Regions from separate parts of the Mus musculus genome. Here regions 2 and 3 are each linked to region 1. A link is a loop called in an ENCODE intact Hi-C map of the cell type or tissue named here. Cell type or tissue: heart. All regions are shown on one strand. Each heading gives the region's core, and the rest is flanking DNA. Links, peaks and the distances in the headings are about the cores only.

The links. Peaks named below come from ENCODE experiments on the same cell type or tissue, not always from the same donor. Only the 100,000 strongest peaks of a DNase experiment are listed, where the experiment ranks them.
Region 2: a loop joins it to region 1, with 2.5 times the contacts of the local background. A loop is called at or near these places in 6 of 42 quality-filtered maps.
Region 3: it touches region 1 in a loop (2.2-fold over the local background); 2 of 42 quality-filtered maps call a loop at or near these places.

Annotation. Positions count from the first base shown.
Region 1 is chr6:53,138,350-53,148,503 of GRCm38, forward strand. No RefSeq gene overlaps it. Among named protein-coding and RNA genes, the nearest start is that of Jazf1, 75 kb to the left of the region's middle. In heart, for the core only: a CTCF peak has its summit at 5,865 (motif pointing left); no DNase peak of the experiment used is centred there.
Region 2 is chr6:53,062,616-53,072,769 of GRCm38, forward strand. It overlaps Jazf1 (JAZF zinc finger 1), which reads right to left and starts at 6,009. Exons shown (of 5, transcript NM_173406.3): 1 at 5,838-6,009. The coding sequence starts at 5,952. Gm33097 (a long non-coding RNA gene) reads right to left here and starts at 5,380. Exons shown (of 2, transcript XR_377680.3): 1 at 1-5,380. In heart, for the core only: no CTCF peak of the experiment used is centred there; DNase peaks (open chromatin) are centred at 5,216, 5,606 and 5,966; H3K4me3 peaks cover 2,038 bases; H3K27ac peaks cover 1,971 bases; H3K27me3 peaks cover 5 bases.
Region 3 is chr6:52,964,621-52,974,774 of GRCm38, forward strand. All of the region lies in intron 1 of Jazf1 (JAZF zinc finger 1), which reads right to left. It overlaps Gm33219 (a long non-coding RNA gene), which reads right to left. Exons shown (of 2, transcript XR_377681.3): 1 at 6,434-10,154; 2 at 538-6,386. Among named protein-coding and RNA genes, the nearest start is that of Gm33219, 6.9 kb to the right of the region's middle. In heart, for the core only: CTCF peaks have their summits at 5,347 (motif pointing left) and 7,700 (motif pointing right); a DNase peak (open chromatin) is centred at 1,591; H3K27ac peaks cover 3,070 bases.

The DNA of each region.
Region 1 (10,154 bases), core at 1,539-9,538:
AAAGTAGGTTGCATAACTCCCACCATGGCATGTTCTGTTTTATCCCAGCCTCTATAAGGAACCACTCAACTCTCTCATTAACATTCTGCACCTTGAGATGAAGCTGAAGTCAGGTGACAGTTGTCTTAGACTTAGAACAAGTTTCAGGTTTGCTTTCGATTCACAGGATTCTTAGCCCCATTCCACCCCCTCCACCCCCAGTTGAGCTGTTTCCAAGTACTGGTCAACTCCATGGCTAACCTTCTGACCCAGGCCTGACTCCCACATGCTGCTGAAGCTGCAGTTGGGAGTCCACTTAGCCCGAGCATGTGTGCTTGTGTGTGTTTGTGCGCTCAGTGGAAGATGCTCTGGGCAAATTTGGGGTTGCAGTTTATTTCTCATCCAGAGATGTTATTCTTCATGCTGGCTTTTTTGAGGAATGTCTGCTTTTTCTGCAAGGGGCTATTTTTTATTGTTGTGTTTTCACTGAGAAGTCACTGGTCGGTCTAATCTTGAAACTAAAGCCCGTTTCTCAATGTCATCACACAAAGAAAGAATGTTTTGTTAAAATAAATAAATAAATAAATAAATAAATAAAGGAGGTTTAATTCACATATTGCCAAATCTACCCATGGTATGCATATAACTCAATTCTTTCTAAACAAATTATAGAGTTGTACAGTGTAACCACAAACTATGAGAACATTTAAAATATCCCCCAAGGAGACTTGTTTGTGCTCACTTTCTAATGACACTCACAGCCCCAAACAGGGGCTTTTTAAAGTATGGGTAATAGGGGGTCAAATTCTGACTGAGCCATCTCCCCAGTCCCATTTTACTACCTTATAAATAATGCATACTTACTGTATAAAAATTGGAAAATATCAAGGAAAATCACTTGTAGTCTTACTATCGGGAACTAATCTGTGTTTCAGTTCATTTTTGAATATTAAAAGGATGGCCTCAAAACTCTTAGCTGCCTCCCGGAGCAAGGAGCTGCTTCTGGCTGTGCCTTGGGCAGATTTTGCCTTAGGCGTTTGATTTCTTCCCAGGTGTCAGTTTGTGTCGTAGGCTCAGTGACTATGAGGAATGTTCCTGCTCCAAGGATTGGTGAGAACAAGTCATACCTCTTTGGGCTGGCGGGCATGCCTGACACACTTCATCAGCCCACACAAGCTGCTCAGAGACATCCAGATTGAATAGAGGGGAAGAATCTTTCTCCTCTGATGAGATGAGGCACTGAACAGTATTTCAACACACCATATTTTGATGATTATATTTCCCCATACCCCTTGATATTATAGAGAGTTGTCTATAGAAGTTTCTATTACAAAAAAAAATGGTTTGTTTCTGAATAAGCACATGAAAGTGCTCAATATCATTTGCCACTGAAAAAAATGCAAATCAGGACAAAACTGAGACCCAGCTTCATCTGGATTAGAACAGCTGTTATTTTAAAAAGCAAACCAGAAGGTAAGTGTTGCTGAACAGGGCAGAGAGCGATGGGAACCTTGTTCCCTGTTAATGGGCACAGACAAATGGTGAAGCTGCTATTGAAGCAGCGTGGTGGCTCTCCAAACAACAAAAAGCAAAATGATCACATGGCCACATCCAAAGAATGAAAAGCTAGGTCTGGAAACGATACTTGTAAACTCTTGTTCTCAGCCACATTGTTATCAGTCACTAAACAGTAGCAACAGCCCAGATATTTGTTGATAAAAAAGTGGAGAAATAAAATGTGGAGTATCCACACAGTGGGATAGTGCTCAGGTGATGAAGAGGCCTTTTATATATATAAAATGTGTATCCTTGAAGCATGATGTTAAGTGGAAAAGCCAGCCACAAAATGTGACTTAGAATATATAAATAATCTATAGATTACTAGGCAAAAAGAAAAGGGGTGGGACCTGTAGACCACCTTTACCCCAGAACATCTTGTACATAGGGCAGACTGTAGGTCATAGGTTTTGTGGCTGGGTTGATGTCCCAGTTCTTGCACTGGAAGCCTTGCCTGGTTACAGGAGATGGCTGGTTCAGGTTCTGGATCCCTCATTGCTAGGAGTCTTATCTAGGGCCACCCTTGTAGATGAGTTTCCATTGAACTAGGTTTCTACCTCACCTCCAAAATGCCTCTCCCAGTATTCTTGCCCTCCATCTGATCCCTGTTGTGGTTCTTGAAATGGGGACTCACATTGTAGCCTAGTCTAAACTTGAACTTGAAACAACCCTACTGCCTCAGCCTCCTGGGCACCAGGATTATGGAATTAAGCCTCCATATGTGGGTTGACAGTAGGTGTGACAGAAAATGGTTACTACAAACAGACCCTCTTTCTGGCACCCAGCATAGATTGCTCCCATTAATCTGCTTTTAGTAGGCCTGGGACTCTTTATATATCACGATTACTATGTTTCAGCCTGGTGTTCATATTAGAATTTTACTTTCTCTGTAGTAAGTCTTTCTGATTAAATGATATAGCTAAATTTAAAAAGTGAACAAGGAGGATGGGGAAAGCATATAAAGGTGATGAGGGAAAATCCCACTTCATTCTCCCCACCCCCACCCCCAGCTGCTCATTCACTGCCTCCCAAGTCATCTGTTATAATTAACTTTCTCACATATCCTGCTGAGAAAGAGTTCATATGCAGGAAGTATCTGCTCTCCATTCACAGCTATGCAACGACTCTTCAAAGCTCATTACATCTAGCAAAACACAAATCCCATATCCATGAAACAACTCTGAAACTTTCCCCTCAGCTCTTAGGAGCCATCAGGCTACAGTCTCTGGGACATTGACTACTCTAGGGACTCCAGGTGAGCATCTTTATGTCATATTTATAATTTTGTAACTAGCTTATTTCACTTAGGATAATGCCATCAAAATTTCTCTACACTGTAGCATAGATCATGGTTTCTTTCCTTTGTTAAGACCGAATAACCTCCCATCATGTGGTTATACCACTGTTTGCTTATCTGTCCATTCATGGGCACTGTGGTACTTCTGTGTTTGGATTAATGATACTTACTTCTATGAACATGAATTGTAGGTATTTCATTAGAACCCTGCTTATAATTCTTTTAGGTATATATCTAGAAGTAGAATTTCTAGATCCTATGGTAATCCTATTTTCGTTTTTTTAAAAAACTGCCAAAACATAGTGACTGTGCCATTTTGCATTCTTACTAGAAGTATATAAAGGTTCCAGTGTTTCCACATCTGTTACCAACCTTACTTTTGGAGGCTTTGATGGGGCATTCCTAAGACTATATACAGTACTCTAACTCTAGATCTGATTTGCATTTCTCAACTGAGCAACATGGTTGAGCTTCCATCCCTTGACATGTCACTGGCCATTTACAGACCTTAAGATGGTGACTAAGGTCTCGCATCATCTGTTTTAAATCAGGGGTGGCTGTTCTTGTGGTCCTGTATTCTGGCATCACTTCCCATTGTTAGACACATAAATGGCATGTGAGCTCTTCTTGCCTCTGCATCCTTTGGTTGTGTCCTTTGATGCTCAACTCCTAAACACCGGTGTAGCTTAGTTTATGTACTCCCATTGCCTGTGCTTTGGTCTTATATCTCCAGAAGCCATTGGTAAGTCTGTGGGTAGGCCTTCCCTGTTGTCTTTTGAGCAGGTTTTAGTTTTACCGCTTATGTTCAGGTGCTGGATATATTGTGAGTTAACAGCTAAATGGTGCAAATCAAGCCAATGGCTCTGTCTTCAGCTATTTCTAAGTTCTGTAACTCATCCACAGAGCCTTTGCATTTCAACAATTATAGTTTTGCTTGCTTAAATGTAGCTTGATTCCCTCATGAATCTGCCTAGACATTTGTTATCATTTGCTATTTATAAATATTTTACTCTTTGAATTTAGGAAGCATTTCTTTTTTTATTGTAATATGATCTGAGTATTTTATTCTTTCTTTTTTTCTCTTTCTTTTTTAAATTTATTTTTCATTAGGTGTTTTCTTCATTTACATTTCAAATGCTATCCCCAAAGTCCCCCAGACCCCCCCCCCACTCCCCTACCCACCCACTCCCACTTCTTGGCCCTGGTGTTCCCCCATACTGAGGCATATAAAGTTTGCAAGACCAAGGGACCTCTCTTCCCAATGATGGCCGACTAGGCCATCTTCTGATACATATGCAGCTAGAGATAGGAAGCATTTCTATACAGACATGTTTTATTTGTGATAACTGACACCCAAGGTCCATTGGGAGAAGGATTTTTCAATTTTTGGGTGTAGTTTCTGTGGACTCTTAGGGTGGCTTGTTCTTGTGTATTCTTAATTTTTTAAATTGTAAAATTCATGTTTTACTTAGCCAATCCTTTACCAATTCAACAAATATAAATTGAGTGTTTACTATCTCTAAGATATATGTATATGTTGAGAGAGAGAGACAGAGAGAGAGAGAGAGAGAGAGAGAGAGAGAGAGAGAGAGAGAGAGAGAGAGAGAGAGAGAAGGTTTGGGTCTTTTGAGACATTTGTTGGTTAGGACAGCAGAGGCAGAGGTTTGAACTCTGTGCATACCAAGCACTTACAAACCAAATTATCTCCCCATCCCCCGAAGATCTATTAATTGTTAAGCAAAATACAATATGCATCTACAATGGATTGTTATTCAACCTAAAGAAGAAATGTTGACATATTCAAAACATACATGAAAGTTGACCTTATAAAATAAATAAATTAAGCCAGCTTAAAAAAAAAAAGCCGTATAAACTGGGTATGATTTAAATCCAGTGAGGTGCCTAAAATAATCAGTTCAGAGGAGAATATTGGTTGCCAGAGGTTTGTGGGAGGCTGAGGACAGGAGGCTGTCAGCTATGGGGAGAGTTCTGCATGCAGGCTGCCTTGTAATAAGAGTGTACTAGCATTGCTGTTCGGTACACTTAGAATGATTGCCCGGGAGAAGTTGATGCTATGTGTCTGTGTCACAACTAACATTTAAAAGGTTAAAGAACAAGAACGAGGGAGAGACATTAGAGATAGTAAGTTTGGAACTGTTCCGGGAGGTTCTTTCGTAAGGGAGACAGATGATGACAGAAGATAGGTCAGGAGTGTTTGTGCCTATTCTAGCCTGACCTGTCTGTTCAGATGCACAAGGAATTGTATTTATGGATACAAGATTCCCTATAAGAAGGAAGCATTAGCAAGGTTCAGGCAGAAATTGTTAGGCAGGTGAGTTTTGTGCCTACACTAGGCTACTAGTGCCTACAATAAAATACATTAGTGTTTTTTCTTTGATATTTAGTGTTGAATATAGATCAGATACAGTTGTTAATACTTGCTACTTGGAAAACACACAAATTAAGGCTTTATATTATCTTCAACCGTGGGAGCCACATATGGAATCTTAGGAGACTGATGTGCTAGAGAGCTGTGAGGGTGGCCCTCGGCCCACATCCCGCCCTTCTGCTTCTAGCAATTCCTAGGTCTTACGGAGGCATTAAGAAAAATGGGAAATTTCACCTTCAAGTTTCATTTGGTTGCATTTTGCTGTATATGAAAAAATTAAAAAATGACTATTTTTGAAAATAGTTGCCAGTGGGATAGAAAAATATCTGTTTGGGAAGGAAAAATTTGTGTAAATTTTCTAGAACTTTTACCTTGGACCATGCAGTGATTTTTTTTTTTTTTTTTTTTTTTTTTTTTGGCTTGGGCAATTTGAAAGTGCCTAGCTATCTACCTTCCAAAAAACGGGCCTGGTAAATTTTGTGACTTGCCAGTTTGTGTGAACAAAATGAGGTCTTTATAAAAATCTCAATTCGGTTTCTGAAAGAGATTGATATAGCTGGACAGTTAACAGAAAGGTCTGCTCTACTTGGGCCTGAAATTCCTTCTTTGGGTTACAGACTCTCTGCCCCCTGGTGGCCTTCCAGGGGGCTGCTTTGGTTGCTTTGGGTTTTTCTTCAATGCAGGCTTTTGTACCAAAGTCTGGTTTGATAATTACGTGGTTGCCTGGCTGCAGGTCCTTAGAACAATTATGCATCAGGCTTTTGCTTGTGTGAGGAGGCTGGGTCCCAGCCTGGAAATGAAATGTTTAGAAGTCATTTAGTTCACTTGGATGACCAAAGACAATCTGATAGCCAGGCATGCCACAGTCTGCATGTGTTTTCTTTCTGTCTGTCCCCTTGAAGACAGTGTGATGGCAAGAACACTGGGGGAAATATAATAAAGGAATCAAGATCACCCACAGCCTGTCAGCCACAGGGTCCTCACAGTGAGTGCCGTTGCTTCCTAGGAGTCTCTGGGAGTGAGAGTTATCTGTAACTGTTTGCATCACAGACACTAAACTCTAAGCACATTCAGGTCATAGAGAGCATGGAGCAAGATAAAGACGATGGACCCAACCCAACCCAACCCCCAGCTTGCAGGCTAAAAATGGGCTCACATTTCAAAAGTCCCAGAGACTAACATGTGGTGATAATTATGCCAAATTCAAATTCCAGTATCCAGAAAGGAAGTTTTATCGAAACTACATGTTTATTTATGCATCATTTGCACACGCAGAGCAAAATGGTAGGTAAAATCAGAAGTGCTCACATCTTCCCGTTATTAAAAAGGTTATCAGCTTTGATGTGAGATTAGCATTTCAAAACCCTCAATGTTTAAAAAATATGGCATCAAAATTATAATTTAGTCATTTAAAAATTCCTATAGAGTTGAAGATGTAGCTTACTAGTAGGGTATTTGAATAGTATATTAGATCCCCAGAAACACACACACACACACACGCACATACACACATGCACATACATGCATGCATGCACACACAGAAATATAAATGTATGTTAATTATCAACATTTTCCAATTTATTTCATTTTTTCCCTGTTTTAGTTATGCAAAACAAAAAAATGTATAGGGATTGTGGAATTTCACTGTTAAAATAGAAGCAGTCCATGCTCCCGATGAATTTTCACATATACTACTATGCCAACTCAGTGTTTAATATTTTGGGATGTATAAACGATGTTTACTGGGTACCTCACAGGCGTCTGTGGGTGTAAAGGTCTATGTGAGCTTTAGCTTTCTTTTACACATTCTTTTCTACCTTTTCCTAACCTAATGAGCTGCTGCTGTCTTGGGCAGGGGTTAATGGCCTTCTCCCCTCTCCTCCTTCACTGTGGCTGTCCCTGCCCTCTTCCAGGTGACCTCGTGTGGCAGACACCTTGAGAGGGTAAACTCACTGGGAGTTTTAGCAGTACACCTTTGAGAAGTGAGGGAACTGCCACCCACTTGTTCTTGCGTCAGGGAGAGGCTCCTTTAGCGGTATGGAGTGGTCTGCCTTTCCTAGAAGGGTAGGAGTAGAGGAATGCTCACTCTCTTGCCGAGGAAGGCTGGGCACTTCAATTGGTCTCTGCAGAAATGGCTAGAAGTGTAGATGCCCCCACATGTGGCCCAACAGTGCCTGTCTGACCACAGTGACACAGGAGGTGGCCCTTCTCCCCACTCCCCTGCCCTGCCAGTCATCTTCCCAGCCACCTTGACTGCCTTCTCACACAGGTACCAATTTATAGTCAAACTCCAGTTTGTGAGTGGATAAGCTTTTCACACATCACCCACATCTGTCCAAATGCCTTTTAAAACATGTGAACTATGGCCTCCCAATTCAGCGCTGTTTCACTGTGGACAGGATTTGCATTTCCGTCATGGCTATGGGTTGAGAATCTTCTCAGGTGCCTATCAGATGTAGATGTCTTCTGCAGAGAGATATCTAATTCTCTTGGTTGCGTTCCTGGCCTTTACTTTGTTGAGCTATACATGTTGTGATATATGCTAGGTAAATTATCTTATCAGAAGTATTATTTGAAGAATTTTTTTCCATCCTATGGATTGCCTTGATGTTATGAACACTTTTAATTTAATGAAGTCCAATTAATTTATTTCTCTTTTGTCGTGGTGCTTCTGGAATTTTCCCTGAAGATTTACCCTTAGTCCAGGGCTGTGGAGATTTGTGCCCATGCATTCTTCTAGATGCTGGGAGACTTACCTCCCCACTTATTTCTGTACTATTTTAAGCTAGTTTTGGTGTTTGCAGGAGACAGAGGCATACACATTTAAGAATGAAATCTAAAGCCATGTTACATGACAAACACTCAGCTTTTAAAATGCTGTCCAAAAATAAATTTACAGTCACGGTGAACTAGTAGCTTTAAGTTCCTAAAACGTCCTGCTTTGAAGTTTAGTAGAATAGACATTTCAATGGATTGTCACTAGGCTAAACTTCAGAAAGATATTTAAAAGGATGCTTTCTCCTTTTACAATCTGGGGAAGGGATTGACAGTGGCTGCTGTCTGAGAAGGTCCGTATGACAGAGCTCTGCATTCTTATTTTCATAAGAATGATGGTCATAGGAAAGACGTGGAGTTTCCCTAAATGTGTTTCCCTAGCTACTATGGTAAGTGCTCACATGCCGGTCTGTATCTTAACCATCTCTGCTGTTTGTCCCATGTCCAAGATGAGGGTTACTGCTGTTAGCCTATGTGAACAGTGACTTGCTCAGTTCTAAAGAGTGCATGGAACTGAGCAATAAACATCTTCTAAACTATGTGATCAACTGTATATATGGTCCCAACCAGAACTATTAGCTGTAACACATGCCTTCATATTTACTTGTAGAACTGAAATCAATTATCCTAAAACCAGTAACAGGGTTTTTTTGTTTTTTGTTTTTTTGTTTTTTGTTTTTTTTTTTTTTTTTTATGTGCAGAAGACATTTAAGGCAGGAAACAAATACTGGTCTAGTTTAATATTTGCAATAAGTACCAAAAGGTGCCCCCCCCCCCGGCATATCTTAAGATGAACTCTAGTTTGTTTTAATAAACTATATGGCTGAGCTAGCCCAGGCAAAGATATGCAGGCCAGTGGAACATGCTCTGAAGGCACTTCAAGGTGGACTCTCTGTACTGCAAAGTCTCCGAAGAAGCAGTCTCTCCTTGAAGGCTATGGTGTCTGATCATTAAGCCTCAGTGAACAGAAAGTATGTACCTGAGTTTCATTCCTTTTTACCATGCTAAATTGAATTTGACTTGGAAACAAACAGGCTTTTTTTTTTTTTTTTGAGTAAATAGCAGCTGGTATATGTTGGAGAGTTTTTTCCCAGTTCTTACTTCTTTCTTTATCATCTTTCCCTCTGCTATCTACACCCCTTCCAGTTTGCCGTACTCAGATTACCATTCCTGATTTCTCTGTCTTCTTCCCCGAGGAGTTGCTTCCTTCACCCAACTGCTTATAGAAATAAACCAAGGCTTCTCTTTCTCCCAACCACCTGCTCAGTATGCATTCGGGAGACCAATTATAACTGAGAGGAAAATCCCCTTCGAACAGCTGATTCAGAGCATGGATTTGGAGGCTTATCTTCTGTCTGCATCATAGGGTCATGCCAGGGTCATCCCTTGAGCAAATGTCTCTTTGGCTCCTACCGAGCTTATCCTGCAATGTGCATATGGGGCCCTCTTTCTTTGGTCTATGAAACTGTTGAGCAGAAGCACCCCTTTGACATTCTAACCAGAGTCTTGACATCACACAGTACACAGCATTGCAGAGTTTGACTGTGTGCTGAGACCCTCCCTGAGTACTTTCTATTGATTTCTTTAAAAATAATTATTAAAGAATAGGGTAGCACTTCTCAGACTCCTATCCTAGATCCTGCAGCAGTGTCACAGAAATGACAATTCCAGTTCAGTTGCTCTGTATTTCTACCAAGCTCTCTACCAAACCTGATGCTGTGGTCCACAGAAGCACTGAGTACCCAGTGCTAGGCACTGCAGCCTGGAAAGAACTCAGGGTTCTTCCTGACAGCCCAAGGATTTCCTTTGAACAGCTCTCTGACTTGACTGAGTATGCATTCATGTATTGTCTCCTCTACATAGTTCAACTCTACCCTTGCCATCAGCATATGTGCTGAAGGATGCTTGTCTACATGTCTGCTTCCTAGGTTGTGAAAGTACAGAGTAGAGATAAACTGTTTTTTAATGTGAGGAGCTAGAACATCACCTGGAAAAAACAGTAGGAATTAGACAAATATTTACTGAAGAAAAACAAAAAACCTTCCACCTACCAACACATACACACATTGTAGTGGTTTGAATGAGAATGGTCCATATGTATCTTGGTTCCCAGTTGGTGGAATTGTTTGGGAAGGATTAGGAGGTATGGTCTTGTTG
Region 2 (10,154 bases), core at 1,400-9,399, 76 kb before region 1:
GTCACTATCACTCCTGACACTCTCTTCTCTTGTGACCTGGGAACCTGCAAACATGTGGTATTTACACACACACACACACACACACACACACAAATAAAAATAAACCTAAAAAAAAAAACCCTCCCAACACTGTTCCAAATCCCAAAGTCTCTTCTGAGACTAGGGGCAATTATCCTTAACTCTAAGCCCATGATATCTAAAAATCAGATACATACTTCCAACACATAATGCACACAATGGCATAAGGGCTTCCATTCCAAAAGGGAGGAAGTAGGGCACAGTAAGGAAAAATTAGACCAATGCAAGACCAAAAGCTAACAGGAAAACCACCAAGTTCTGCAGCTCCATACCTGGCATTTGACATCCATGATAGAATGAATCACCTGGACTCCAAGAGCCTCGGAAGCCCTGGCCAGCTGTGCCACCTGAGTCCTTCCTCAGCAATACTCTATGGTCCTGAAAGTTTTAGCACACTGGGGGCTGGGGGGTTTTCACTGCAACTTCAACTTCATTTTCCCAATTCATGCAATGGCCTCTCAGGCCTCAGTACAGGGAAGCCAATTCTTCCACACATTGCCTGGAGTTAGCAGCCTTCTAGAATCTTGGCAAAAGCCTATAGGACAGCCCTCCTCCCCAAGCCCCTTACTCTTACATCTTTAAGCCTTTACTATCGGCAATTTGGAGGTCACTGCCAGGTTCTGCTGTCATCTTGAGATGTAGCCTGGGCCCTCTGGATCAAAGCTAGAGTGGCTCTGTGTTTGTTGGTTGCTGAATCTGCAAAACCGTTTTCCAGGCAGAAAAACAGTTGTCATCAGGCAGGGATGCACTTCGGTAGCACTCTCAGCTCAGGCACCCTCCCTTCTAATAAATCTGATTTTCATTAGATGGAGCCTTTACTAGGTGGGAGCTTGTCCTTGGTACCATCCCAGTTGTGCCAGTGCAGAATGGGAAGTTTCTTTAACTGTGTTCATCTCCTTAAATAACTACAAGAGTTTTTTTCAGCACCTGCCATGTCTGCGACCTTAAACCTGCTCCTTGCCTCAGGAAACTAGAATTTTCTTTAGGTCCTCCTGCTCCATTTTGTTGCTCTTTTTAATTGTAACCCTAGACGAAGGACAGTGAGCAGTAACCATAGCACAGCCTAAATGCTATCCTGCCTGGAAATTTACTCTACCAAACAAATTAGTCTATCACTTTTGAATTCGGTCTAAGTTCTCAGGATATGAACAGAATAAAGATAGACTCTTTACCAGAATGTAATGCCAGTGTCCTCTAGTCCTGTTCCTGACTTAGGCCTCTACTCTCCACATTTATCTCTGCATTTTGATCTTCCCAACAGAATGACCCACTAAGCTCTGTTTATGGTGTAGTGAGGTTCCTCTATTCTAGTCCAGTCTTCCACATGACTCCCATAAACTAGTTCCAAAGACTTCTATAATCTAATTTATTATAGCACCTGCCCCACTTCTCAGTACTTTTTTTAAAAATCAAAGTTACTTCTCTTATTGTTGTCATAAAATACCTGACAAAAAGAACTTACAAGAACATTTCTTTTGGCTCAAGAAATAAGGTACAGTCTGGCATGGCGGCAAGAAGTGTGCGGTAGCTGGTCACACTGCAGCACTAATCAAGAAGCAGACCACAGACAGGAAGTGGGGCAGGGCTCCAGGACCTTCTTTTCCCCAAAGGCCTACTTCCTCCAGCTGGCTTCTACTTCTTAAAAGTCACACGGCCTTCTATAACTAGCTGTACTACCATTTGAGGACCTATTATCTAGGCCCATGAACCTATGGGAGACCTTCCTCATTCAAGCCATAACATTTATTAAGTCATCTCAGGAAGCGAATCTACATTATTGATAGGAATTACCCTCACGTTTCTTTTCAGAGGCTTTGGCTTTATTAAGTTGATAGCTTACATACCTACTCAATGAAATGAAGCACCTGTGGATTATAGGGAAATAGGTAAAAATATCAACTCCAGTGATGTTCTAGGTCTAGAGATGCCCGTCCTGGCTTAGGGAAAGCCACTTCCTGTGACTAAGATTTTAGCCCCATAAATGGAAACCTGCATAATAAGTGACAGCTAAGGTGTGCTCTTGCCATCCAGGGGAAGTTAGTTCTCTGAGTTCATCGGACATGTTAGTTCATCGCCACTATAAGAACAAAATTGGGTCAGATTCCCGAGTCTCTCTTCCAAAGGCATGATCCCATCTCCCTGCTCCCTCTCATGTCACCTCTCAAAATTGTGACCCTTGTGTTAGCTTCTAGGGACTATCCTGACCATTTATTTAAAATCCTAACATTCATTACTCCAAATCTACTGTACCTTATTCTAACTTCTGTATCATTAACTACCTTTCAACACTCCTTCATTTACTTAAATTGTTATTCATCTTCTTTCATTAGCATTTAAGATACCCCAAACTCTGGTGTTTTGTTTTCCTTCACAAAAACAAACAAACAAAAGAACCCCAAAATATTTAGAATATTGGCAAAAAGCAAGTGCTAGGCTATTACATAAATAAATTCAAAATCCAGGTGTAATTTCACATATGCACCCAAAGATGATACCAGCTAATGGCCACAATTGCTTTCTGAGTCCCAAAGCCAAAAGGTTTCACAGCAGTGATACAGTGTAAGATTCCACAGCAGTGATACACTGTTCATGCACAAGTCTGGGGCATGACCTTCTTGCTGAATTTAGTGTTCTCTGTGTTTCCAAGCTCCCTTGTCACCAGTTTAACCTCACCTATTTATGACGGTCACACAAAGAGTGTTTCTACCAACTCGAGCATCCACTCACCAGGAGAAGCTTCTCTGGTCTCCAGGAAACAGCACCAGGCCTCTGTGTAGACAGTGGGGAGTGGAGAGGGTAGCACTTCACAGTTACCCAGCATGTGAGTGAGTGAGTGAGTGGGGCAGGCTTGGGCTTAGAATACTTGGGGTGTTTACGGAGACAGGACCTAGCTCCAGTACCAAACAAACAGAAATGAAAGGAAAAAAAGCAAAGAGCAAATCAGAAGAACGTGTGTCTTTAAGAAGCATCTTGAAGGAGGAAAAATGCTGCTTAAGAAAAAGACTAGTGAAAGCAGATTTATTTTGTCTTTGAAGCCACAGTTCCTTGTTCCTTACGAGAAATGGAAAAGAGTAAAAGCAAGAGCTGTGGCTGGAAGCGCAGGGTAAAACTGGTGTTTTGAAGGTGACGCTACAAGCCCAATAATCAGAATCACCATACACATGAAAATGCAGCCATGTAAGCGCATATATATATGTGTGTGTGTGTGTGTGTGTGTGTGTGTGTGTGTGTGTATGTGTGTATATATGTACATACACATATATACATACACATACATAAATCTATACATACATACACATATATACATATACGTACATACACATACACATAAATCTATCTATATATATATATATGAGAAAGACTGCCACTCACAACTTAACGTGGGTAATCTGAGTGATAAACAATAGTAATAATGAAAACTACGGATTTTGAAAAGTCTGTCAGTGCTTTTGACTAGAGATTAAATGGTAACAATTCAAAAGGAGTCTAACCCTCTTACAGATATATAAGATACTAAATAAGACCCTTGAATAAAACTAAAATAACATATACATCTTAGGTCTCTTCATGAATCTTTAATGGGGCCACTAGCTGATTAAAACATTAAATCAGTGAACCAACCATTTACAAAAAAACAAACAAACAAACAAACAAAACCCCTCATTATCTCATGTATAGAGCTTATCGTATATCACGTGTAGAGCAAATGACAATAAATAATAAAATGTAGAGCTTTCATGAGTACTTCTGTATGTTGACTCTTGCTTCTTTATCTAAAGTGTATTTATACAGCACCAGCTAGGCCAAACGTTCTTCTTCATGAGCTCCAATCCTATCTCTTTCTGCATGGCCCGCTGTCCTGTGAAGGCCTCTTCTCATCTGAGGCACACAGCAGTTCCAGTCAGCCTCTTCAAGCTTTGGGTTCAAGTGTTTGTTCATTTTAACATCTATTTTTCAAAAACTTTGCTGGAACAACTATTTCCCAAGTATAATAACTGTTAGCCTTGCCAAAACAATTTAAACTTCTTTTTCAATCCTCTCACCATTGAAAGAAAATAATTAGACCTTTGGGAGTAAGATATCATCACTTAAAAGTTTAGCTTTAGAAAATTCATAAACCCTTGACCCTCTTTAAAGATAGCTGCACAATACTGGGAAAACTTTGCCAACTCAAAATAAGAGGCTTATGATTTACCAATGCTAGTCTAAATCATCTGGCTCCAAGTTAACTCGTAAGAAATAATTGTGTTTAATTCATGTTAAAACTAAATTATCTTTCAATCAGCAGGTAGTCCCAAGTTAAGAAAGTTAACCAGATAAAAGTATTACTCATTCAACTTACATAAATTAACTGATGAAATGGATGGAACTTGGGATAACTGTTTTCTGTTATCATTTCTGTTTAGTTTAATAAGTAAGGGGAGTCCAGTGAGGAACTGGGAAAACTCGTCTTGAAACTGCATCACTACAGTTTAAGCCATGATGAGAAACTTTATACCTGGAGCACTTTTAGCTATGACTACTCAGTCACGATATGATTCAGCAGCTTTGCTACTCTATTAAACCGCTTTTCAGACCACCAATACTTGAGAGCATAGGTTCTTTACCTCACCTTTATCAGAAGACATGGGGAAAACTATTAAGGAGATACTTTGAAACTTTGAAAAATTTCAAAGCTTGACAATTACTCATCAGATTTCTGTTTTCAAAGGCATTCTGCAGACAGTTTCCATGATTAGCTCCCATTCTGGATGGCCCAGCAAATCCCGCTCTAAACTGGCACTTAGCGCGTATTAAGCGCCCACTGTGTGCAAGGAGAAAGCATTCTACAAAGCAAAGGGGCATGAGGCTCTGCCTCATTTTATTCGTGCATAAATGCACAGCAGTCGTGATTTACTCTCTCAACTTTGCAGAAACGTGAGCTGCATCCACATGGTCGAATCCATGTCATTCATTTGGTCTTCTCGAAGCAATTCACAGGTAGCCTCACCCAGGGAACCGGCTGCCCTCTTCACCCACCAGGCCACTCCGGGGAGCGGCCACACCTTCTGCAGGTGGCTGGGTCTTCTGAGCCAGAAGCACCAGACCCATCTCCCTCCGCAGGGGTGGGGATGAGCGTGCAAATGTGATGCAAGGACTTCCGTGGGGCGCAGGACTTAGGAGGTCCCTGGGTCCCGGGAGACACAACCGGCCCCGCGGGGCGCCCCTCCCCCGCGTCCCCGCGCCCGCGCCGCGCAGGCCCCGCGGGGACCGGCGCACCTCCGGCCTAGCCGCAACGCGGGCGCCGCGACACGCCCGCCCGCCGCCCGCGGGCTCCCCTCTGCTACCGGGGCCTCGGGGCGCTCCGGCCAGGGATGGGCGCGGCCCGCAGCCGCCCGAACCGCAGCCGCCGCGCCAGGCCGGGCCCCGCGCCCGCGCCGCTCAGAGCACGCAGCGCCCCGCGCCCCGCGCCCGCCGCCGCCGCCGCCGCGGCCCCCTCCCGCCGCGCCACACCTAGCAACCGGCGCTGACAGGACGCAGGCGGGGGAGGAAGCGGAATGGCTGCCGCCGCGGCGCCTCCCCGGCTCCCGCCAGCCTGACAGCTCGGGCCGGGCGGAAGCGGCGTGCGGCACCCGCCCCCCGCGGCCCGCGCCCGCCCTCACCCTGCGGCCGGCCATCCCCGCGCCCCGCGGCCCTCCACGCCCGCACCTTCTCGGGCGCCCGGCCCGCGCCACCCCGGGGCTCGCCCGCCGCCCGACCCCCGCCCACCCGGGCCTCACCGATGTGGTTGTCCTCGATGTGCTCGATGAGGTCGGCCAGCGTGGGGAAGTGGAGTCCGCAGCCCCCGAAGCGGCAGGTGTTGGAGAAGAAGGAGGCGGCGGCGATGCCTGTCATGGTGCTACATCGAGAGCCCCCCGGAGTCGGCTCTGCGAGCGCCGCGCGCGCGGAGGCGGAGGGAGGGGCCGGGGAGGGGGCAGGCGCGGGGAGGGCAGCGCGAGCCCGGGACGGAGGAGAGGGGGCGCGAGGTGGAGCGCAGCGCCGAGCCTCCGGGAGGCAGCGGGAGGCGGCGGGAGCTCGGGGGAGGGGGCGGGGAGGACTCGGCGGCTGGGAGGAGGGAGCAGGCGCGCGCCTGCAGCTGTGCGGGCCCCAACCTCCGCGACCCAGGCCTCACCTGGCAGCTCCCGCCTCCAACTTTACGTCCCTGGGCCTGCCCTTTCGCCCTGTGAGGTGCCTGCAGTCCGCTTGGAGCCTCCCTTGGTTATGCGCGCTACATTCTTAATAGATACACATCTATTAATTACACATGCTTTTCACCCCAGAGGAGCACTCAGGGAGTTACCCAGCCCTCTTAGGGACATTTGTTTGCACTTGGCCACCTGTCTAGGTGTGACGATGGTATTCACTAGGGACCCAGGAAAGGTAATTGTGTGCACCTTGTTCTTTAAACTTTCTCATTTAAAAAAAAAAATTAAAAAGTCCGTATTCTCTGGAGGTTAGTAGGAACTAATTGATTTTAATGAAGCTTTCCCCCTAGGCCAGAAGAAAAATCTTAGCTTTATTTAAATTTCAAAATAGAGCGCTTGGTTGTCAAGTGCATTTGACTGTGTTTTACATATGTATCACGTTTGTTCTCCCTGATTCTTCTGAGAAAACAAAAATCTCAATTTCTTTACCCCAAATTCCCGCACCTCCTGAACCCCGTGTTGTGGCTCAGGTCTGGCAGTGCTGCTCCAAAGACGAAAGGGGCAAGTGTAGAGGTTTGGAAATGAAAGTCAAAGCAAATTCGATTTTCACTTAAAAAGAAGATTTCACCAATCAGTTAGGATTATATCATCCTGTGAGCATTTAAGCCATACTGTTGACCAGATAGCCTCTTAAGAACCAGTTCTCTTCTGGTCTCCAACCGCAGTTGCAGTTACATTTTACCTACAAGGTGTATATTTTCTTCCAGGTGTTCAAGAAGCACCAGGAGATGTGCATGATTCGAGGGTGTAATTTTTAAAAAATTTATTCATGCATTCTGAATTTAGCATTTGTCTTTAGAACAATTTCATTTACCCGCTGGTGCATATACCTAGAAAAATAACAACCCTGTCTTTTTAAACTGCATATACCACTTGTGTTATCTCTAATATTAGGATTGTTAGGGCACTTCGTGTAAATGTAAATGCAGACATATGCAGTATTTCTGTCACCGGAGAAAATTTTCACAATCTCCCAGTCACAAAGGCTGAGGCTGAGTTCTCTCACCCATCGACATTTTTGTCTGGTCTGTCGCTTCTTTGAGCCTACAAGGTGACAAATTTGCCAAGGGGAGAGTTGAGTTGAGTATGGTTGGGGCAGCAGGTCATTAAAGTTCAGTTTGTTGCCAGAAATAATTTCCTGGGACCAAGTGAGGATGGGGGAAGGGCACCCAAGGGCTTGATAATGAGCCAGGGACCCGCTAGGCTGGAAGCTGGGGCCAGACAAGGGTCTAAAGAGCAGGAGGTAGAATTCTCCACCGTGAATTAGAATTTTGGCAACTGTGCAGTGTGCCCTGCTGCCCAGACAGGGAGGAAGGCCGTTAGCTGAGAGCAAGCAGGATATCTGGCAGATAGACTTCACGCCCAGTGACATGGAAATGCAATGAGAAAACTCCAGCCAAGAATGATGCCAGATCAGCCTCCTTAGAGATGCTAGGCACCCCAACTCTGCAGCAGCTGGGGGAGTGCCCCGAGCCTTGAGGTGACAATTCTGTTCTCAGGAGGAATGACTCTCTATGTGGAGTTATCAACTGCAGAGAGTGTAGGAGGCCCAGAGGTGGCTCAAGCAAGAGAACTCCTCCATGGAAAGGCCAGGAGAGTGTAAGGGAAAGGAGGAAGGAAGGGGGCTGGGAGCTATTAGTACATACCTCTTGGCTACCTTCAGTCCCTACCCTCTACTATTACAAAGTGTGCCTGCCAAAGTAAAAGCCTGGTCAGCCAAATTGAGCATATTGATTATTTTTAATGTGAAGAAGCAAAGTAACTATAAAAATGAATTATAATTTTCAAAGAGTTCAAATTATTTTGTGTGTCAAACCATTACATTTTGTGGGGAAAAAATCAGTATATTACTACAACTCAGCATAGAATTGGGGCTTGCTTAGTTGGCATCCTGCTCTTTTAATTGGCACACTTCTTTTCTCTTTTCGGTGTTTTAAAATCATCATCATTTACATCTTCAAGTCTACTGGTTTTGTATACACACCAAAGCAGCAATTGACAGGGACAAACCACAGGGTAACCACAGCAAACAAATGAAAAATAAACGCTTTGCAGTGAATACTTTACTTGTGCTCTATTACGTTTTAAAATGTTTGTTGCACGTTTGTACTTTTAGATAAAGTCTATATCTAGGCTATAAAAACCATGTAAACCAAGCACTTCATCCTGTGGCTTCCAAGAGACTGGTACACTTCTGTTTTGAGAAAACATTTATCTGTCTCACTTGGGGGAGTGAAGCTGTCTCAAAAGGGCAGGGTGGCAAGAGAACCAAAGAGTCAGATAAGAGAGTGGCCATGAACTACACGAATTCCCTGCCTCCGAGATCCTTTTTTTTTTTTTTTTTTTTTTTTTTTGGAAAACTGCTAGCCTCTCCCTGGAGCACTGTACCTCTCTGGGTCAGTATGTCTACTCAACATAGGGTGTAGAGTAATGCCATAGGGTAAAGGTGGCACTCCAATGACTTGCAACTAAGTGACATTACAGATAAGAGTCTCCTACATCTTACTATGCCAGGGCCCTCAGGATGGGCAGCTGCCAGGGAGGTGGGAACACGGTGGTTTCGTGGAAACACCTGAAAGCCAGCAGAAGGTCTGTTATGCCGTTGTCTGATTTCCACACAAGGATTTCAAGATACCCAGACAATCAAAGCATGCATTTCCTGTGCCCAATGTGGACCTGTGTCAGTGCTGTCAAGGGGACAGCCATATACAGGCCTCCAGGAAGTGCTTTTCAGGTTTACTCACTACTGCCTTCTTGGTGACTTAGGGGCATTCCTTTTACCCCCACTACTTTGAAGGATGAATGAGTTGTGAGATCTTCAGCAGCTCTGGGAAGTCTGCAGCCACCTCTACCGAGGTCTGATGCGTCCCTCTTTCCAGCTCTTAAGAACTAAGGCTGCACTTTCACCAATAGCAGCCCTTCTGTCAGAGATGGCATGTTTTCCTTAGGCTCTGCCTTCTTCCACAGAGCACTGTTACTGTTCTGCACTCTTGTTGCCCGCTTATGCAACAGTTTGTCAAATTGATCTTTTTCCAGCTCCGAAACTAATCTGACCTTGCCTAACATAGCTAGACCATGAGTTTGATCCCTACAACTGCAGTAAAAACTAGGTGAATTGTTCTTGGTTGGTTCCCCGGGCCTATCTACATAGTGAGGGTTGGCTTTACCCTAAGAAAGATTCTCTCCTGGGTTACACAAGTGAGCATTCTTCGTGAGCTTCACCTGGCTGCTTCTGCTCTACTTACTCTATATACACACGGTAATGGCATCCATCGCCAGCTTCTCCCCAGACCTCTCCAGAATGGAATTAATAAATCCCCAGCCAACTGCTGCAGTTCTGATTTAACCGTCTGGGTGAACTCTGCCACCAGTTTGAAGGGAGCCATCACTGCTCCTCAGGCCGGTGCAGCCGGATTTTTAAAATCAGGTTCACAAGAGCTGTCAAGCAATTGCTATTTCATTCCAATGACATGTCTTAGTCCAGCACACCACTAGGGAACTGCATGAAGGGCAGACCCAGGATTTGTGAATCCTGGAAGTCTTCATGGCAAGATGTGAGGGGCTGCAATTTGAGAAGGACATGTACAGTGCCAGGGGCTTTACAAGCTCCTCTTACATCAGTCCTATGAGTCTGTCTGTGGGTGATGTGACCGAGCCCATGTACTGTCCCCCTGGCTGCTGTGGCATCTGCTTATCACCCCTCCTTCCAGTGATGAGTTCTGTTGCTTTTGATGGCTATGAAGTATACAGTACGGCATGAATGCTTTTCCAAGGCTGCATAGCCCTTTTGCCCAAACCTGTGTCCATGTTATTGATGATCTCCCAGCAATGCATGGTGGATGACTATTATCC
Region 3 (10,154 bases), core at 1,238-9,237, 170 kb before region 1:
GACTTGAAACAACCGCAATAATCAAGCTCCCTCCAGACCCCTGAGCTATGTGAAAGGGCAGATGTAAGGAATAATTAATACAATTCAAGGAGCAGCAAGAGCCCACACAGCACTCAAGTTCACAGAAAATAATTGCTACCACATTTGGTATGGACTCTAACTATCTGAGAGTCCACCTTAAACACATCAAAAAGCCCAAAGCCAGACCTCAAATGCAGGCTGTCACTGAGACAAGTGTTTTTAGACACACTTGGAAGTAACTTTTAAAAGCTACAACTGTAGGAGTTAGAAAATAGATACACAAAAAGAAAATATACACCCCCCTCATAACTCAGCTCCTTTTCACCACCCAAAAACTAACACATTACAAGTAAACACATAAACACTTCACAGAAAATCACAAAACTAGAATGAGTTAAGTGAGCAAGTTACTAATCTTTGTGTTTTCATTTTTCATTATCACAAATGAATTTTTAAAAAATATATATATATATATATGCATACTACCCAAATGTTATTCTTGACACATATTTAAAATTTTTTTTTACATTTTATGGGTGACACAAAACCACCTACATTTAGGGAAAATACAAAGCCAGCCTCTCTTGCCTAGTCCCTTCGTCCCAGCCAGCTGATGGCTTTGGTGTACAGACAGGTGACTAACAAGCAGCAGATAAAGCTACTCTCTCACACAAAGTAGAGCACCACTGACATCTAGATTTCACTGATCAGAGGACTCCCTGAGACAGGCACTCTTCATGGCAAGAGGTCACCCAGGGCATAGCAGGGCAGGTCTAGCGGTCTAGAGCTGGGCCTGAGACCCAGCTTGCTCTCTCCTCGCTGCAGTGTCTTCAGAGACAAGCTCTCCCCAGCCTGCCTGCCTTCAGCAGAGTGCTGACTTCAAGCTGCTCACCGCCCTATTGTCTTATGGAAGGTCTCACCCAAGAGTCCCAGGCCTAGCTAAGCAAACTCTTGAGCAAATTGACTCTCCAGAACGGAACCCCTGTGGTTTGCTCTGGTTTCACTTCGAATAGAGGACCAAGTCACCGGCACCTACCATTCTCACAAACCACGCTTCCCCTCAGAGGGAGGAGGAGCCTTCACACCTCACTAAGTGGCTCCAGTCTGCACTGTCCTGCTGTCTGGGAACAGTTACTCTCCAGAAGTAATTTCGGAGATGTACACCCTGTCTGCATAGAAGCCCCTGGACTTGTGCGTTGTTCTTTGTAGTAAAGAGAGACAAATGGCTGCGAGAATCTTATACTTACAGAGTGATGATTAAGAAACAAAGAATAGCTTAAAAACACAATTAGAAAGACATGGTATAAAAAAAAAATAGGAGTCCAGATGTCAAGCACACTCTGCCTTTTAAATTGGTGTGGAGTCTCACAAAGGAAACCAGTTCTGGCTAGTTGGGAGCAGCAGAGGGGAGGCCTCTCCGGCATACTCTACTTCTGTGGATTTATCAACACACAGCTAACCTGCGTTAGGAAAGCCCATGCACACTATTTAAAGTGCCTCGGAGTGGTCCATGGGCTGCACTTTTTCCTGTCCAAGGACATTTAAGTCATCTCATGCAAGCACGGTGACAGGTCACTGTGAGGGTGCCAGAAGGGGAGTGTAGGTGCAAGTCACAGGAGGAAGCTTACTTGTAGCTAAAATTAGTAACTGTTGCAGTCAGAGGAACAATTACAAAATTTGAGCTGTGGAGTAGAGCTCAAGTGGAAAGCAGGATTTTAATCTTGTGCTCAATATCTTAAAATGCTAAAGGGAAAGAAATGGTCTACACAAAGAGGAATCCAAACTCAGCAAACTCCAAGAAACTAAGGAGGGGAAGATAACAGAAATCTCTCTCTGTGGTCATTTGAAGTAAACTTCCTATTTGTATAGAACAAAACAAAAATGAGGCTTAATAACTAATAAATATTACATGAAACAAGCTATTTAAACAGCCTGGTGTTTGGCATTTAAAAGGTTTTAAAATAATACCTTCATGAGCGTTTGAGGCTTTAACTGTTATATGCCTCTTCTCATTAATGAGGTCATTCTTGCCTGGAGAGCTGTGTAAAACTACTATGTTTTTAATGGTGCCCAAACAAGACTGAATTGACATGGCGTTACGTGGTGCATTTTGGGACAACCCACTCAGGGGGGAATCCTTTAAGGATCCTGCAGCCGAGTGCTTATTACAATGTTTATAACAACAGCAACAATGGTTGCTGGGCTATGCTCTCATTTTCTGGAGAGAAGTAAAGGATGAAAAAGGATGTGGTCCTGGAAAGAGAACATGCCTTTCCTTTAGACAAGGACAGAGAGCTACCGACAGCCTCCGGGCCTCTCCACATCTGTGCCCTCAAATGGGCAGCAAACGCAGATCTGTTTCCAAGTCAATTCCCCTCACTATCCAGAGCAGCGAGGCTCCTCTACGCCTCCTTCTGCCTGTGAAACCTTTACTTACTTACAGGAAGTCACGCGTCTGACAGAGAGTAATCCCATTCCAAGAATATTGAAGTCACTAGTTAAATGCTGGAAAATAATTTTTAAACTTGCATAGAGTAAATACAACCTCCTAGTCTCACTCATCTCAGTTTCTTCTTCACAACGTTTCCTATACAAATACATACTTTAAGTTAGTTTTTCTCTCAACATATAAGACTATATAAAACTGCTTAAACAATTAGACAATATTATTCTTTCTAATTGCTGCATACTATTCCATATTATATAGATATACTCTTTGAGCACTCTTGATGTTAATGGATATTTAAGTGAATCTAAATTTTTTGCTCTTAAAAATTGTTCTATTTTCATAGGGTAGAAGTCTAAGGCCTTCTGTGTCCTTAGTTGATTTAAAACTTAATTTGACACTGGTAATTTTGATCCCAGTGACATCAGATCATAAGTCATAAATAAGGTCCTAACAACCTCAGAATAGAAGAGATGGCTGAGAACACTGTCACCTTTAGAGCATTTTCTCCTCGTGGCTTATTATCCTGAGTCTGCTGTTTCTCCCAGGCTCAGGCAGCAGAGATGCTGATGTGCCTAAAGTGCATGTTTCTCGACTAGGTCTCAAGTCCCGTGGCCTTGACTGGATGGGGTCCTGCTGCAGTATTAAACTGCTCTAATTGCATTCTTCAAGCCAGCTGAAGGCTGACAGCTTCCGCTCCCGGCTCATTATCAGGGCACTTCAAGGGGCTCCATTATGAGTAGAGCACCTGGTCCAAATTTATTTCAACGGCCCAGAGAAAAATGGGAAGGTGCTTAATGTTCAACCACAATGGTGACATTTTTATGAGATAGCCAAGGTTCAGAAACAAATAAATGAAAGGTTTGAAAGGAGTATGAACAGAAACCATGACAATAAAAATTCAACATTAATATATCAACTTAAAACATATACCACCCATATACTTGGGGTAAGGCCAGGCTCAGCATAGACAAGCCAGCAAGAAAAGGGAGAGGAAAAAAAGCCAACAACAGCCTCCTCTCCCTGTGACAGGCCTCCCTGGAAAGACAGACGGAATTCCAAGAACGCTGCAGACAGTCAGACTGAGATGTAAACCCTGAGTCCTGGTTAAAATAACAACTTTCTCACCTCCGTGAACCCACATGAGAATGGAAGAAAATTCAAGTAGAATTCGGGGTATCTGAAATGTATGCTGTTCCTTCTTTTTCTCTGGTTTGCTACAAATTGCTGTCTTTCACTTAAGAATTTAAGGAAACGTGTAAGTTAGTGAATCTTTACACAACTGTCTCTCTAAGAGAGTACTTGCAAATATGCACTGAGCACTTCCTAATAAATGTACACTAGGGGCTTTTCCTAGGTAGGCCTCAGCAGCCCCAGAGTAAGGCCTGCTCCTGGGATGTAAATCCGTATCCAGAGACGCGTCGGAGCTATGCTCGCTGGGCTGAGCACTTGCAGAGAGAGGACTTAGTGTACAGACGGCAACCAACTTTAAAGGCCAGCAGCCCAGCTGCAGTGCATTAGAGAGCTCTACCCTCCACTAAGAATTTGTTTAAAGAAACTTTTAAAATAAATATTTGTGTTCTCTCCCTAAACACAACAACGGTCCTTACACTGGGACCTAAGAAAATGGTGAACAGAAACCCTGGTGCTGGCCCTTATCACTGGGAACGAGAGCTCGACAGGGGCCGCACCAGCGCAGGGCGGTTAGGAAATGTTTAGTCTCTTCAGAGAAAAAGAGGTCAATTAATCACTACAAGGATTTTTTTCCAACTATTAGCTGCTTTTGGCTTTGGAATTTTATCTTTTTCAAGCATTTTCCTTATTAAGCGAACTCTGCAGATGTGCAATACATTAGTATGCCAAAGTACAAAGACTTTAATTATTTTACTGATTTAAAAAGGCAGCTAGATACTACCTATTTTTCACATACTGACTTCCCCACTCTGGTCTCAAATTGAAAGTTATGAATCCTGGGTAGCCAGCCTAAACAGGCAATGCTACTTGAACCTTTTTTTTTTTCTTTCCTTCAACTAACAAACATACGCTCTTAAAATTAATTACCTGATAGAATCACCTAAGTACAAAAGTGGCAGAACCCCCTGGAGTAAATCTGAGATTCGTCCAGTGAGTCACCACATGTGGCAGACCACCCAGTGGCCTAGGTCTCTGACTGGAGAGTTAGGAGAGTCTTCAGCTGGTGGTGGGAGGGTGACTTGGGCAAGAGCTGATTGGGTTTTAAAGATATGGGGCCTGCTTTCTCCTTGTTGACACTCTCATGATCCTCTGTCTTAGATTTTTAAGATGCTTCATATAAACTAGCTTGGAACAACTGAGAGATTGGTGAGACTAGGCAGGGTGGTTTGTATGAGGTCAGCAGTCCCATCCTTTTCTGTCTCGTTGGAACAGAAGAACACTGGGGTCACTCAAGATGCTTGGTCAAACAAACATACAAACAAAAACAATCAACACACAGAACCAAGAACAACAAAAAGAAAACAAAAACACCAAAACCAAAACATAAAACTGCTGGCATAGGACATATGGTTTTCTACATTTGTACACCTTGTTAAATATATGTCACTACTATGATGATACTGCCCCACCTGTTGGCAGGGGGAATTCTAGAAGAGCCTTAGATTCAAGCATGGGATTTGCTGGCTGTGTAACCATTTCCTGGCCATGTAAGTCACCACTAAGCCTTCAGGGTCAGTCTACCTACCTATAAGGGGGCCACAGCCATGTCTGCTTTTCCCCTCACAGAGAACCACTGAGCCCACCATACATGTTTGGGTGACAGGGCTTGCAGGCTCAGAAGCCTTCATGCTGCCAGCACTCTGCCTGCAGGCATCTGTTCTCTGCAGTTGCCTGTGCTGCCCTCTTGTGGTAGGCAAACTACAATGCTACTCAAAAATGACAAACTAGCACCTGGAAGCTGGACTCAGTTTCAGGCAAGCAGCTTTCAACTGTCAGAATAGAAAGGGTCAGTAGACTCTAAGTATATAATGCAAAGGGTGGGCTAGGTCTCCCTTGATGCTATGCCAGAGCCTGCAATTTGGGAACAGAAAAAAAGAATAAATTAAAGAGGAAAAATTCTATACCCCCAGAAGTGTCTCACACTACGACAAAACATTTAAGACGTGGAAATGTCAGACAAGAGAGATAGATCTGCCAGTGCTGGTGGGAACCTCACCCTCTCCCTGTTTAGAGATAAATATTCAAGCCAAAATAATTGTTCACAAACTGTAGGAGCCAACAGCCACCCATACATTTGCCTGAACTCTAGACTTAGAATAGCTAACATTTAGAACAGGTAGAAACCCCAAGACACCGTATAGTAGTGTTTTATTATGCATGGCTTTGGTGGGAAAGGCAAGAAAATTTCGTGGAACCATTTTGAGTATAGAGAGGAGCAAGAGAAAATGGAGGATGAATACAATCAAAGTATGAATTTGTCAAAAAACAAGAACAAAAAGGAGGGAGGAGAGGAGGGAGGGAGGGATCAGAGGGGAGGAAACATGGAGGAAGTAGACAGCTGAGGGAGAGGTTTTTGTTTTGTTTTGTTTTTTTGTATCCTCTGACTTCAGGGTAATAGGGAAAACAGCAGGCTGGGATGCAACCCAGTGGAGATAAGGTTGGGGCCAGACAGATGTGGCATGAATGCCCCTCATGATGAGTGCACTCTGAGAGGAAAGCCATGCAGACGAGCAGCAAGTGGAGGGCAGCCACCAACATGAGCTCAGCTCCACCTCAGAGGAAGCCCTGGAATGGGTGGAATCAATCCTCAGAGGGCAGGGTTGGAGAAGAGATTTCTCCGAGCACCAGAAGCTCTACAAACGTTCGATGATGCTCAGCATCAGCGATGCAGTCTCTACCTGTATCAGCTACTCAATCCATCCGTATGCTCAGCCAGCATCTCCACCTGTATCAGCTACTCAATCCATCCGTATGCTCAGCCAGCATCTCCACCTCTATCAGCTACTCAATCCATCCGTATGCTCAGCCAGCACTGTAGGGTCATGGAAGGGGTCTGAGACGACAGAATAGAGTGCCTATGACATTGGATAAGCTTGGAGCACCAGAAATGCTTACAGTGACCTCTGCTGCACCCTGCAGCCATAACCAGAGCCCTATCCCATGAGAGAGGACATAGGGCAGTATTCTAGGCAATACTGACAGCAGGAACTTGGTATATTATAAAGGCCAGAGAATTTGGGATTCAAAATCTTTCAGATTCAAAATCTTGTGTTTCTAATCTATCAAGATTACCCCCACCCCAAAATCACAGACTGAAGTTTCTCCATCTCTAGTAGCTCAAATACAGCAGTATTCCCATAATATCAAAACTTCATTCTTCTATGTTCTTAACAAAGTGAATAGAATAAAGGGCCATAATGTACATACCTGGTTGTGACAGAGTAGTGAGAATTTATTGAATAAATCAGCGACGTAAGTTACATTAAGGGTCTAAATAAGTTGACTTCAAAACTCTCCCTAACTAAGAATACTATATTTTGAGCTAGAAATTAAATTTATTACTTAAAAGCTCCTTCGCTATGTTAGAATAAATTGTGTCTGATGGTCATGAGAAAGTACATGGAGACTTAAAACTTTTAAAGACTGCTAAAGCATTCTTCAGGCAAAATGTAAGACCTGGCAGAGCGTTTCAAACAGGCCATGCCACAGATCACCTCCTTCAAGGCAGCACATGTGCATGTGAGTGAATGTATGTGTGTACACATGTATGTGTGCCCGTATGCGCATGCTGAAAAGCTCACCACTCCAGTTAAGAGCAATGTGACGCCTAGGCCCCTCTCCCCTGGGCTTGCCATTCTCCTCTGCTTCTCATCACTCCTTCCTTTGTCCAGCCATGAAGGTCCTTGTCTAGGATGTCTTCATGGGTGTTCTGTGTTCTCTCTTTTCCTCTGTTTAGTGATGGCTCTCAAGTCTCTTCCTCCAGCTCCACTGGACTATCAGACTAGCAGGACAGATCACCCCAGCCTGTCTGAAAGCTCCCCTGTATCTGGCCCCTCCTCTGGTCTTCTCCAGAATGAGAGCCATATATGGGCCCATTACCTACCTTCAGCTCCTCCTGGAAAACACCCTCAGCTAAACCACAAAGGAGCAGGTGCATCCATCTGAAGACTACTGGAATCTGCTTCTGACCAGCAATAGCATCTGGCCCCAGGCCTCCAGAGCCATAGCTAAGCCACCCTCCAGAGGGCACCCAAGAACAGCTCCACAAATGCTAATCTGATCGTAGCAGTCTAGCTCAAGACTCTCCTGTCTCCCACAGGCCTATGAAAGCCAAGCTTCTCCAACCCTAACCGTAAGGCCTAGCTCGCAGCCTCGACCCTGCTGAGTGCTTCAGACTTACTTTCTCACTTACTGTGCCAGGGCCACAGATCACAGGACTTTACGTACCGCCCCTCCTCCCAGCCACCCCGTCTGGGACTATCTCTGGAAGCGATCAGACAGCTCTGCCCCAGGCTCCCCTTGGTGCTTCTTTTGCCCCTCAGCTTGGTTCTCACACAGGGTCAGAGGTTTCTGATACACTTCCCTACTCATAACTTTTAAGGCCATCTTGTATATAACTCAGCTTCCAAATCTGCATGAGGCCCATCAATTGAGAGGCACTCAATAAACAGTGAGTAATTATGACTATTTGACTTTGGGTTACTGTGCGAAGTGGATTGGTGCACTATACACTTGAGAATAATATAAATCTGGGTCCTCATGCCAGTTCCACAGTCACCAAGCTAGGGGATCCTAAACCATAGACGAAAACTTCAGGCTCTGTTTCCACAGAAACATCCACTTCATAGGTTGGCTGTGCGGTACATTTGTTCATGCCAGTGTGCTTAGTTATTTGTAGTTTTTAAAGTGCAGTGCCATGAGCTGATGTGTTACTGCATCAATCATTGACACTGTAAAGCTGAGCCCATGATGGGGTTCTTCAGTGACAGCTCTTCAAAGACATACTGGATCCCGGCTAACTCACTGAGGACCCTCTGCCATGGACTGTCAACCTCAGGATTATGTGGACTGCCCCTTCATCTTAGCTTGTCTGATTCTAAGTCTAACAACACAAAAAGATTGGTTTCTTGAATGACGAGAGAATGGTTACGGATGTAGTTTGATCATTACATCTGATATTGGGAATGGTCTAAATGTAACCAGTCATGAGGGCTGAATACTTGTCAGTCATGAGCTGCCCTATTGAAGCACTTTGTGTTGCCTGAAAAGGATTCCAGACGTGCTCCTTGTGCTCCACAGCTGGGGCGCTAAGGATGCCTTCCCTGCCAATGGTTTGCTACTGCTCGTTAAAGGGAAAATTCTACCTTCTAAAAGAGGGAAAGGGAAAAGATAGAATCTGAAAAGGCGGAAGTGAGTAAGAAAGAGGAAGAAATCCCACAACTGTCAGATTGTGGTGAGTTTAAGAGTCTTGCTAGGCAGGGAGGCTGAGACGGGAAGACGCTGTGTTTGAGGGCAGCTTGGACTAGGTAGTAAGGACACATCTCAGACATGGAATGAACCAATCAGACAGAGCCAAGTGGTACAGTCTTGCTCATTGGTTTTACAGCATGCTGAGTCTCTCCATCTCCTCCATGGGAAAAACAAACACACACAGCCACCCCTTTCAACCTGGTCAACTGGGGGCTTTGGAATCATTACAAAGTACAAGAAGATAACCACTTTAAAATAAAAACTTTTCATGTACCCAGTAAGTTCAGTAAATTGTGGCAGCCAGGCACCCACTTTAAAAGTCTGAGTTCTGAACACAGCTTCTTATCCATGGCTTCAGATTCCAACAGGAATCCTGGCCTCCTTCTGTTCTGTGCTTAGAAACTTCGAGACGTACTGCCAGTTAAAACTGTCAAGCATTCCCCAGTCCTTTCATGATCCAGCTAGAAAAGAAAGAAGTCTCAAGTTTCTGAGAGTGGGGCTCCCATCTCTTATGCAGTCTCAGTGCTCAGGAGATGGTGGGAACAAGCCTTAGAGCAGGTTTTTGTCAAGTTTCTCTCACTAGAAAACAAGATGTAGAGCTAGCTGGGTACGGTGCACACAGCTCTCGCCAGCACTTGAGACATGAGAGCAGGAGGACTGGGAGTCAGTCATCTTTGACTGACGTCTTTGGCTACAGGAGACCCGAAGGCACCTTCTTACTGAAGGTGTCCCACTGTGTACTTTCCAAGGGTTATATGTATTATGCTGTGTCCTGGAATTCTTTTAACTTGGAAAACCATTTTGTCTTGTTTTTAGCTTAAGGGGTATCTGCCCAGGCTAGCCTTAAACTCCAGTGCTCAAGTGACCCAGCCTCAGGCTCCAGGGTAGATGGGACTATGGGTATGTGCCATTGTGCCCTGCTTGTCTTGGAACTCCTCATTAGGACTGAGACATGACTTTATGTGGTTACTTACCACAAAATACCAAAGAGCTTAATACTGAATCATTTATTAAACGTCTCCTGATATATATATATAATTGTGTTTAAAGATGTCCTTTTCAGCCTAAAATGAACTATAAAATATCTATCTACAGACTATGTCCTTAAGAAAACTAACAAAATGAGTATTAGGAAACCAAATTATTTACGATTTTTGTATTGAAAGCATATAAAACTTGAATTTTTATATACAGATTAGATCCTCATAACCCTAAAACAGGTAATGGATTACTTAAATCTATT